2 separate regions of the Homo sapiens genome follow, and region 1 is linked to region 2. A link is a loop called in an ENCODE intact Hi-C map of the cell type or tissue named here. Cell type or tissue: heart right ventricle. All regions are shown on one strand.

Region 1 (5,000 bases), 90 kb after region 2:
TGTTGGGGGGGAAAGGAAGTGCTCACAATTGTTAGTTCCCGAGCTGGAAAATTCTTTGCGATCTAGGAGAGCTTAGAAAAATATTTGCCTTAGTTGCCCAACAACTTAGCAGCCCTCCTAGCAGCTAGTGACTTGTTGCCACCTGACTATGTCCAGCAGCATTTGTCAGAGTGATTTGACTCTGGCTGGTCACCAGGTAATCTGTCCAAAGTTCAGAAGGTGTCAGGATGCTATCCTGAGGCTCCACAGTGACAGCCTCTCAGTCTGTGCACTGTCCCCCACGGGTGGCCCCAAAGCCAGCTGCCCATTTAACTGGGCACAGCATGGACACTGGCCTCAGCTCTCAGCCTTCTGAGGAGGTAGGTCTCTGCAACTTTCTGTAAGGAGGTGGCTGGGTTTGTGTGTGTGGTGTGCATTGGTGAGGCCTGGCCACAGGTTCCCTCCTTGGGGACAGGCAGTCCCTTGCCTGTCCTTCTGTCCCTTGCTTGCGATTTGCCAGCAGAAAGGTGTCAGTAATCCCGGGGCACCAGAGGTGGGCATGTATTCCTACAGACCATCGCTGCCAATGGGAAACAGGCAAAGACCCTTTCTATGAAGGCCGGAGCAGCAGCTTTTACTGGGGGACAACCCATTTCCAGCAGCTACCTGCTCTTGTGGCGTTTCCTACGGCGAATGAAATGTTTATTCTTCTTCCTTCCTCAGCCCTGTAAGCTGGTATATGTGAGCAGGCAGTTTTTTGTCTTTGGTGCCCTTGACTTTGGATTTCAAGCAAGCTGATCACAAGTTTGCCCTTCTGTAGGGATGTAATTAAGCCACTGGTTTTGTCATTTCAATTACAGTAGCCCAATTTAGCCTGCCCCCCGTTAATACTTTGAAATTACTCTCCTCAAAAGTTGTATGCCAGTCATGCCTTCAGCCCTGAGCAGCAGCGCTGGCTGGCGCCGCTTCTGAGCTGGCCTCACCATGGCAGGAGGCCGAGATGGTGGGAGGCTGGAACGTGGGCCCACTGCCCAGGGCACCTGCTTTGAAGGCAGCGCCCCCTGCCCCCTGCAGTTGTTGCTCCCTGAAAGCACTTTAAACTCCTCGGCCCACACCCCGCTGCTGGAAGAGCCTTGGTGGAGAGAGGTCTGAGCTTTGTTAGTTGGGTTTTGATTTCAGTACAGGAGTTGATAAAACGAGATAAACCCCAGGCTCAGGAGGGCCATGGAAATTAAACAGAGATGATATCAAAGTTCCCCTGAGTTTTCAACTGTGATACAGTAGCTCTGTTTTCTCCCAGACTGGGGCCGGGAGGCACACCTTTGATTCCGAAACAATGTTCAGCATCAGTTAAGCCCAGCACTGCTGACTTTCAGGGATTAAACACACTGTTGTAGTAATTCTTTGATCAGCTACAAGGGAGCAGTGTGCCGTCTGTATGAAGGGTCTTTATAGTTAAAGTTCATTTCTCCGTGAACCCGGGATGACAACCTTGGCTAGGTGCTGCAGTACCGGGAGCTGGGGCCTCCCCAAGCGCTATCTGCAGCACTGCAGGCAGAAGCTGGAAGCAGGCTTGCTCCTGGCTTTGTTGTGTGGTTTGCATGGTGCTCTTTGAGCATGGCATGGTGGAAAAAATCCTTCTAGCTTGGAAAACACTTCACCTTAACCCTCCCCAGCTTTCCCATTCCGTACACTTGTGGGCGCACATACATGTTTGTGTGTGCACGCACACACACACACACACACACACACACTACTATCCTGCCTTGCCGAGGGAGCCTCTCGGGGCAGACAACACTGCCTGAACTGAGGCTCTGCAGCCCCCAGCCTTGGAAATTATCTCACAGAGGCTGTATGCCCGCTTAGGGGAGAGGTCAGAATGGAACCATCTGGACCTGATGACCTGCGAGGTGAAAGTAAGAGGACCTGCTCAAGGTCCAGTCTGAGTCCCTGGCATCCTACCACCTTTATTCCTTACCCAGCATGTATTGAGAATAGACTTAGATTGGCCCAATCCTATAGTTCTGAAAAATTTCAACATTTGTCTTGTCATCCAAAACACTGGGTCAGCTTTGGGGGTTCCCTATAGAGAACTTCCTCGCAGCCACAGCTGGGATGGCACAAGTTTCCCCATTTTGCTTCCCCCTCCTCCTGATTGGCCCTGCAACTTCCAGTTGGTAATGGAGCCCCTCTGAGCTGTCGATCCTGCTCGCACCGTGCCATAGATCAACCTATTCCCTCCTGTGCGGTGCTTGGATCTCCCTCATTAGGCCTAAATTTACCTCCATCCTACACAAACATGGCCTTAGCTCATTTTTATTGTTGTAAATTATTTATGAGGGGAATGTTGAATCTTGAAACTGAGGTGTGAGGAAAATTAATCCCGTGTTACTTTTATCCTTCTGTACTTTTTCCCCCTTGCTTGACTTATTGAGCTGTGGCTAGAGAAAGAAAAGCTTTGGCATTTTAAAATATAATTAGTGTTGAAACTGCTTTCTCAATTGGATGGGATATTGGTGCCTCTCTGCCTAGTACAATAGAAAACAGACCAGACCTAGGGAGGAAGACCAGCCGTCCCATTCCTGGAAGGTGACCCGGCCACCTCCCAGGTTTGATGTGAGCCTCAACTGGGAAGGAGCCTGAGAAAGCTTCTGGAGAGCTGCAAAGCGCTGTCCAAATGCAACAGACCTGTTAGTGTGTTTTGCGGGCAGTTTGGGCTTTGAGATACAGATGGATGCTGGATGAGGAGCTGTTGATACAACCTGGGGTTGTTGCCAGTAGGCCTCCGGATTTGATGTGAGAGGGCCCGCATGAATGGCCTCCTCGAGTCCTTAGCCGCGGGGCCATCCTTCCTGGCTTGAGGCTCCGCGCGGCCTGGGAAATGTGGAGCGCTAGTTAATAAATGGCCTTTTGTTAGGAAGGTCAATTGAAGTGCCGGTAGAGACGCAGTTAAAAGTAATTTGCAGTCAGAAAATATGTAATTCAGGGCAAGCGGCTTTGAGTGATGGCCCCTGCCATGGATATCTTGGGCGTTTCTCATTAAAAGCTGCCTTGGCTGGTGATGGCGCTTCCTGGATGGGTCGACTGCAGCCCGCGCGGCCCGGAGCCATTTGTCCATATTTCACAAAGGCCGCCTCCGTCCGGGGCACAGCAGCTGGGGGGAAGGAGGGAGAACGGCTGGCGTTGGAGATGCTCTGCGCGCAGCTCTGCAGGGCCCTCTGGCAGGCCAGGCCCGGCTCCTTTGTCTGCCTCAGCCGGGGGCCGCCCGCAGCCATCTTTGAACCTTCTCCTGGGCCGCCACAGGGCATTGTGGGAGCAGCATGGCTTCTTCCAGGGCATGGTGACCCTCCTGCTGTTGAGAGCGGACTCCAGGCAGAGGGCCATTGTCATCATCGTACCGGGGAGGATACTGTGACCAGGGGATGTGGCAATGAATCCACCAGCAAATAAGATACTGCTTATTCATGCTTACCCCCACTTCTCTCTCTCCTCCTTTTTCTTTGTCACTTTCTTTTCTCTCTCTCTGATAGTAGAGGCCATACTATCTTAAAAAAAAAAAAAAACTTACCTCACATGTTCTTTATTAAATTCACAGCGTGATATTTTAGCACTGGCAGAATTCGTACATTCTGTTAATGAGTTGTTAATTGCAAAGCATTCTTGGTAACCAACAGCAGGTACCAATATTTTGCAAACTGCAGCAATGTTATTTTCATGTTACCAATACTACGGGATTTTTCAAGTGCTGAGCCCTTTTGATCAATGCCTGCTCTGGATCTGCAGGTGCAGATATTTAATTCTAAACCTTTACTGGGGACATGCACTAAGTAAATATTCACTCAAATATTTACTTAGTGCCTACTGTGTGCAGGAAGCACTAAGCCCTGTGTTTTATGCAGATAAACCTGCCTGGTAAATGAAACTTGAAAACAGAAAATGATGCAGTGATGCAGTGTGGTACCCCCTGCCCTGGCCGTTTAGAAGCTTATTTTCAGAAGAATTAGGTAAAGCATAACTTTGTTAAGCTTTGTTGTAAACAGAAGAGGAGACTGCAGCTGTGCCAGGCACTTCCTAGCCTTGATCGAGGACTCAGCTCCATTGCATTGACAAGTCTGTTTCCGGAGCTTTTTGTGGGTTCCACTGACTTCATGGGAGACTTGCATACAGCATTTTGATTGTTCCTATTTAGAAGGCTGCAGTCATTTTTAATGGCCTCTGCCTTTTCTGATTCTAGGCTAGAAGCAAGAATATTCCTCCTGCCTGCTTAGTGAGGTAGGGTGTTTGGTTTGTATTAGAAGCAGTAACCAGCCTTGAGAGATCTGGCAGACCTGCAGCCAGTGGAGTTTAATTGTTGCAGAAGGAGGTGGAATTTGACTTGCTCTTTTTCACTGCTTGTCCTTTTAAAAGTACTTAGGTTCATTTACATATGGTGTTGCCTCTTTTATTTGCTTTCTGGTGCACTGCCACTCCAGCTGCCCAGACCCAGTGCTCTCTATATTCTACCTTTCTCCTCTGGTCACATCAAGAGGCAGTCAGCAGCAGAATAATAATTCCATTTTCCCTCCCTTTCTCTCAAAGTGCCCAGCAAGAATTATGATCATTGTTAGTATTTGGCTTTGAGTAAGTGCCCACATGACCCGAGGGTAAAACACAACAAAGGGATCTGCCAGTCCCCTATGGAGTGACGCCTATCACATTTCTGACCAGTTACCTGGACTTGTGTGTCCCAAACCCCACCAGTTTTATGTGCTTTTTTTGAGCGCCTACTGTATACCAGGGACCTCTCCAGGCCTTTCATTTACATCCACTGTCTTTGACTCTCTTGGTCCTCACAGCAGCTCTGCAAGGGTCAGTATCATGACCTCCTTTTATAGCTGAGAAAATGAAGGGTCCAGGAGGTTAAATTGCTTACTCAAAGTCACCAGCTAGTCAGTCATGGAGCCTGGACTCCAACACCATTCCTTCACCTGAGCCCAGAACACTTATTTCTGTGTTTGCAACATTCCTTGCTTCTTTGCAAA
Region 2 (5,000 bases):
AAGGTGTGAGTGTGGAGAAGCCAGGCTGCTTTCAGGGGGGAAGACTGCAAGGTGAATGAAAAGGAAGGACAAACAGGCAAGAATGTCAAGGTCAAGGACTCTGGCAAGAAGAGGCTCAAGGGATGTTTCATGAAAGGCAGACCAGATTAAATGTGGGAATTGAGGAAGAAGCAGAATCGGGGAGAACCCCAGTGTGTCTACAACCAGGTGGACCGAAGTGCTGGTTCCTGAGATGGGGAAACCCGAGAAGGGACAATCTGGGAGAGGGAGAGCAGAACTGGGATTCAATTTTGGACACATGATACTTGGGATCAGTGTGGCCAGGCCCTGGAACATGGCAGCAGGGCAGGAGAGGAAGGGATGAGAGAGAAAAAAAGGCAGGCACGTCAAGGTAAGTCATTTTGGAGAGTTTGAGTGTTACTGAGTGCAGAATGAGCACTGGGAGTTGGGCATGGCTGATTCTGTGTTTTGGGAATACCACTGACTCCAGCATGGAGAATGGGTTGTAGGAAGAGAGAGGAGAGGAAAGACACAAGTTGGTAGGGATCTGGCCCCACCAGACGCTTGGTATTCCCCAGGGCTGGCTTCATGGGCGTGAAACTTGTGCAGTCACACAGAGGCCCACGCTCCAAAGAAACCTTTGCTTGGTTGAATGCTCTGCATTTGTTATCTTGAAATCCTTAATAATTTTTTCTTTGCACTTGCGTTTTGTAAGTCAAGACCAATGGGACCAAAAAACATGAGCACATGCAGGGGAGGTGTGCCCAGTCTGTGTGCCTGCCACAGTTCCTTGCTGCCCAGTGGCATACAGCGTGTGTGCTGCCCCATGAGCACAAAATGATGGTGGGCCCACAATGCGTGGGAGTCCAGTGAAAATCAAAGCCGGAACAAGGCAGATATGTTATATCGATGACCCAGGCCACGCTCTCTGTCTCAACCAGAAGCTGCTTTGAATGCAGAAAGAGGGCAATGGTGTTCTCGGAAATGCGAACAAGCAAGGAAATGTATCATAGGCTTTCTTAAGCATGTAACCTCCCTGTAGCCAACCACTTAGGCTGAAATGACAACAGAAGGTAAGGGAAGGATAGGACAGCCTATATTGTTCTTTTTCCTTTCAGTACTTTCTTACTCAGCAGTAAGCTGAAGATAGACAATGTTGGTAGAATGTGTGCATATCAGGAAGCGAAAAAAAAAATTAAGTTACTTTTGTGCATCATTCCCGCTGTTCTGGTAAGAATGAAATTTGTATGTATGAGCACAGTGGCTCACGTGTGTAATCCCAGAGCTTTGGGAGGCCAAGGTGGGTGGATCACCTGAGCTCAGGGGTTCAAGACCAGCCTGGCCAACATGATGAAACCCCATCTAAATTAGCCAGGCGTGGTGGCGGACACCTGTAATCCCAGCACTTTGGGAGGCTGAGGCAGGTGGATTACCTGAGCTCAGGAGTTGGAGACCAGCCTGGCCAACATGGTGAAACCCCGTCTCTACTGAAAATACAAAAATTAGCCAGGCATGGTGTCGTGCGCCTGTAGTCCCAGCTACTTGGGATGCTGAGGCAGGAGAATCGCTTGAACCCGGTAGGCAGAGGTTGCAGTGAGCCATGATTATGCCATTGCACTCCAGCCTGGGCAACAGAGTGAGACCTTGTCTCAAAAAAGAGAGAAATCTATATGTAAGTCTGAGCCACAAATGACAAATTGTATAATTTTGATGTTTTGCATGCTAGTTAAATGTTCTTATATTTGCATTTAAAACTCTCATTGCACAGTATAAAGATGAATAGAGAAATGGATGCTAATAACTTATGTTTTTAAAGGTGTTTTTACTTAGAATGACATTAAATTGTTTATTAAAAAGTATCACTGGTCGCGGTGGCTCACGCTTGTAATCCCAGCACTTTGGGAGGCCAAGGAGGGCGGATCACCTGAGGTCAGGAGTTCGAGACCAGCCTGACCAACATGGAGAAACCCCGTCTCTACTAAAAATACAAAATTAGCCAGGTGTAGTGGCACATGCCTGTAATCCCAGCTACTTGGGAGGCCGAGGCAGGAGAATCGCTTGAACCCAGGAGGCAGAGGTTGCGGTGAGCTGAGATCACACCATTGTACTCCAGCCTTGGCAACAAGGGCGAAACTCCATCTCAAAACAAAAACAAAAACAAAAAAATATCATGACAAGCCCAGAGAGAAAGAGACCATGGGGGAAAGGAAAAGGGTTTATATTTCAGCACATTTTATACCTTTTTTCCAACGTTTCCCTTGCTTTATGAACAAGGGGCCCTGCATTTTTTATTTCCCACTGGGCTCTGCAAATTACTAGCCAGATCTAGTATCATCTCCTGAAGGCCTCACTCAGCCTTCTCAGTCTTTACTGTTTATTCACAAGCCAGACTTAAGTTACAGAGTGCTGTCTTCTTCCTGCCTTTCTCACAGACATCATTCCTCACTGAGGAGACAAGGTCCTCCTATTGAGTGGATGTGTGTGTAACGTACGAATCATGCTCACTTTGTAGCTTGATGTTTTCAAATGGTATATTATGAACACATCCCCCTTACTAATAACCATTCTTAAACACATTTTAATAGCTAAGTATTGTTCTAACATTCTAACATTAGACCACAATTCAGTGACCCCCTGTTTTCAGCTTTTCAAAGTTATTAGCGATAATAAATGTTCATGAATACTCAGCACACAACAACAAAAATGTTCCTCTTACAAATCAACAAATATTGGTTGGATAAATGAAATCATAAATTCACAATAATTTTCTTAAATTCTTACAGGTATACTGTCAGGGTCAAAAAGTATGTAATTTGAACAATTTTAATATTCTCCCAAAATGCAGTACTAGTTTGAATCAGCAGTCAACAACGGATCTCACTGTTGTGAATTTTTACCAAATTCTTTAAAAAATAATCTCTTTTAATTTAACAGGCAGAATTCCCTATTATTAGTTTAATAATCATTTCTTTGATTTCTAGAGAGTCTGAACTTTGCTGGCCATTTGTATTTTGACCTCTGTGAATTATGAAGGTATTGTTTGCCTATTTGATATTGAGTATTTGTCTTTTCCTTACTGATTAGTAAGAGTTCTTTATATGTTGATACCAATTCTGCATGTCACATATATTGACAATAGGTTTTCTTACTTTGTGACTTGTTTTATAGTTTCATTTGTTCTATTAATGCTCTTTAAGGATTTTATTTTATTTTATTTATTTTTTGAGACAAAGTCTCACTCTGTCACCCAGCTAGAGTGCAGTGGCACGATCTCGGCTCACTGCAACCTCCCCATCCCGGGTTCAAGTGATTCTCCTGCCTCAGCCTCCTGAGTAGCTGGGATTACAGGCATGGGCCACCACGCCTGGCTAATTTTTGTACTTTTAGTAGAGAAGGGGTTTCACCACATTGGCCAGATTGGTCTCGAACTCCTGACCTCAGGTAATCCACCCGCCTCAGCCTCCCAAAGTGCTGGGGTTACAGGCGTGAGCCACCATGCCTGGCCTAGGATTTTATTTTTAAGAAGTCAAGTTTCTCCATCTTTTTCTTTGGAGATACTTAATACCTTCTCATACAGGCTCAAAAAGCCCTACCTCCACAAAGCCCCCGGCTCTACCCCTAAGAAAAGAAATATATTATCCAATATTCTTATGATTTTCTACCATTAAAAGGCGAGTTAAAGCCCTTTTTACATTATTGATATCACATTCTTTTGTAAATTTAAAGTCTGATGGACATGTTTCTTAAGTTTTGTCCTGTCATTTGGCTTCCGATGTCTATGTGCCTACACACTCACACACACACCATCTTTCCCTATGTGGTCTGCTTGCTCTTTGTATTCCTTTTATGCACAGGAATGTGGTTTATGTAATGCTCTTGGTTCTCTCTTTCTGGAGATTATATTGGTTCCCTGCTATGAGCAATACTGACATCAGCTCATGAACTCTTCCCCTATCTCTCCTTCCCTCCCTACCCAGTTTTAGTCACCGCTCTTAGGTTGGAGCTACTCTCTGTACTCTCTGTACCCTTGAGTACAGTTAAGTTTCCTTCTTGATTTGGAGGCTTCAAATGACATCCTTTTACTTCCAGCTAGTGCCTCCGAGGCAATTAGTCCCTACACTTTGTGTCCCATGTGTGTTGGCTGTGCTATTTCTACACTGCCAGCGCACACTGCATTCACACACTGTCTCTGAGCCCTTCCATTTGCCATCCGGATCCGCACTCTCTACCCTTCTCTGTTCTCACCTGTGTGGATTTCATGAACAAGTTCCTGTGTCCACCACCTCCCATGTCCTCCACCTCCACCTCAGCCGAGGAGGAGCCCAAAGGACATTGAAGGAAAGGAGAAGAGTGAATTCAGTGAATTCAGGTTAGTGATTCCCAGGCTTCCTGTCTAATCCTCCTAGGTTGGCAGTGTTTCTCCACCTAATTTTTATTATTTTTATTTTTATTATTTATTTATAATATTTATTATTATTTTTTGATACAGGGTCTCACTCTCTTGCCCAGGCTGGGTGCAGTGGCATGATCACCACTCACTGCAGCCTCAACTTCCCAGGCTCAAACGATCCTCCTGCCTCAGCCTCCCAAGTAGCTGGGACCAATAGGTGCATGCCATCATGCTCAGCTAATTCTTATTTTTTTTGTAAAGATGAGGTTTTGCCGTGTTGCCCAGGCAGGTCTCAAATTCCTGTATGCAAGTGATCTTCTTGCCTTTGCCTCCTAAAGTGCTGAGATTTCAGGCATGAGCCACCGCACCCAGCCCAGTTGACTTTAGATCCAAAAATCACTTCTCTCATCCCTTGGGACCTAGTGGTAGGCCCGGGGTTAGTGCACCATTCCTTACAGTCACTGTTTCCTATCTTTGTCAGTCATCCCTTTGTAAATAGACCTTCTTTTTGCCAATATACCTTCTGCTTCCTACTGGGACCCAGAATTAGATACATATAGTTTTATCACTGTATTAGTCCATTTTCATGCTGCTAATAAAGACATACCTG

Evidence for each region. A loop is a pair of places that touch in the nucleus more often than their neighbours do. Peaks named below come from ENCODE experiments on the same cell type or tissue, not always from the same donor. Only the 100,000 strongest peaks of a DNase experiment are listed, where the experiment ranks them.
Region 1: it touches region 2 in a loop (5-fold over the local background); 1 of 110 quality-filtered maps calls a loop at or near these places.

What each region holds. Positions count from the first base shown.
Region 1 is chr9:126,335,049-126,340,048 of GRCh38, forward strand. The region is part of intron 1 of MVB12B (multivesicular body subunit 12B); the gene reads left to right. Among named protein-coding and RNA genes, the nearest start is that of MVB12B, 11 kb to the left of the region's middle. RefSeq lists a silencer at 1-216 and enhancers at 520-1,021, 1,022-1,521. In heart right ventricle, no CTCF peak of the experiment used is centred here; a DNase peak (open chromatin) is centred at 2,111; H3K4me3 peaks cover 1,364 bases; H3K27ac peaks cover 1,280 bases.
Region 2 is chr9:126,244,965-126,249,964 of GRCh38, forward strand. No RefSeq gene overlaps it. Among named protein-coding and RNA genes, the nearest start is that of MVB12B, 79 kb to the right of the region's middle. In heart right ventricle, no CTCF peak of the experiment used is centred here; no DNase peak of the experiment used is centred here; H3K27me3 peaks cover 412 bases.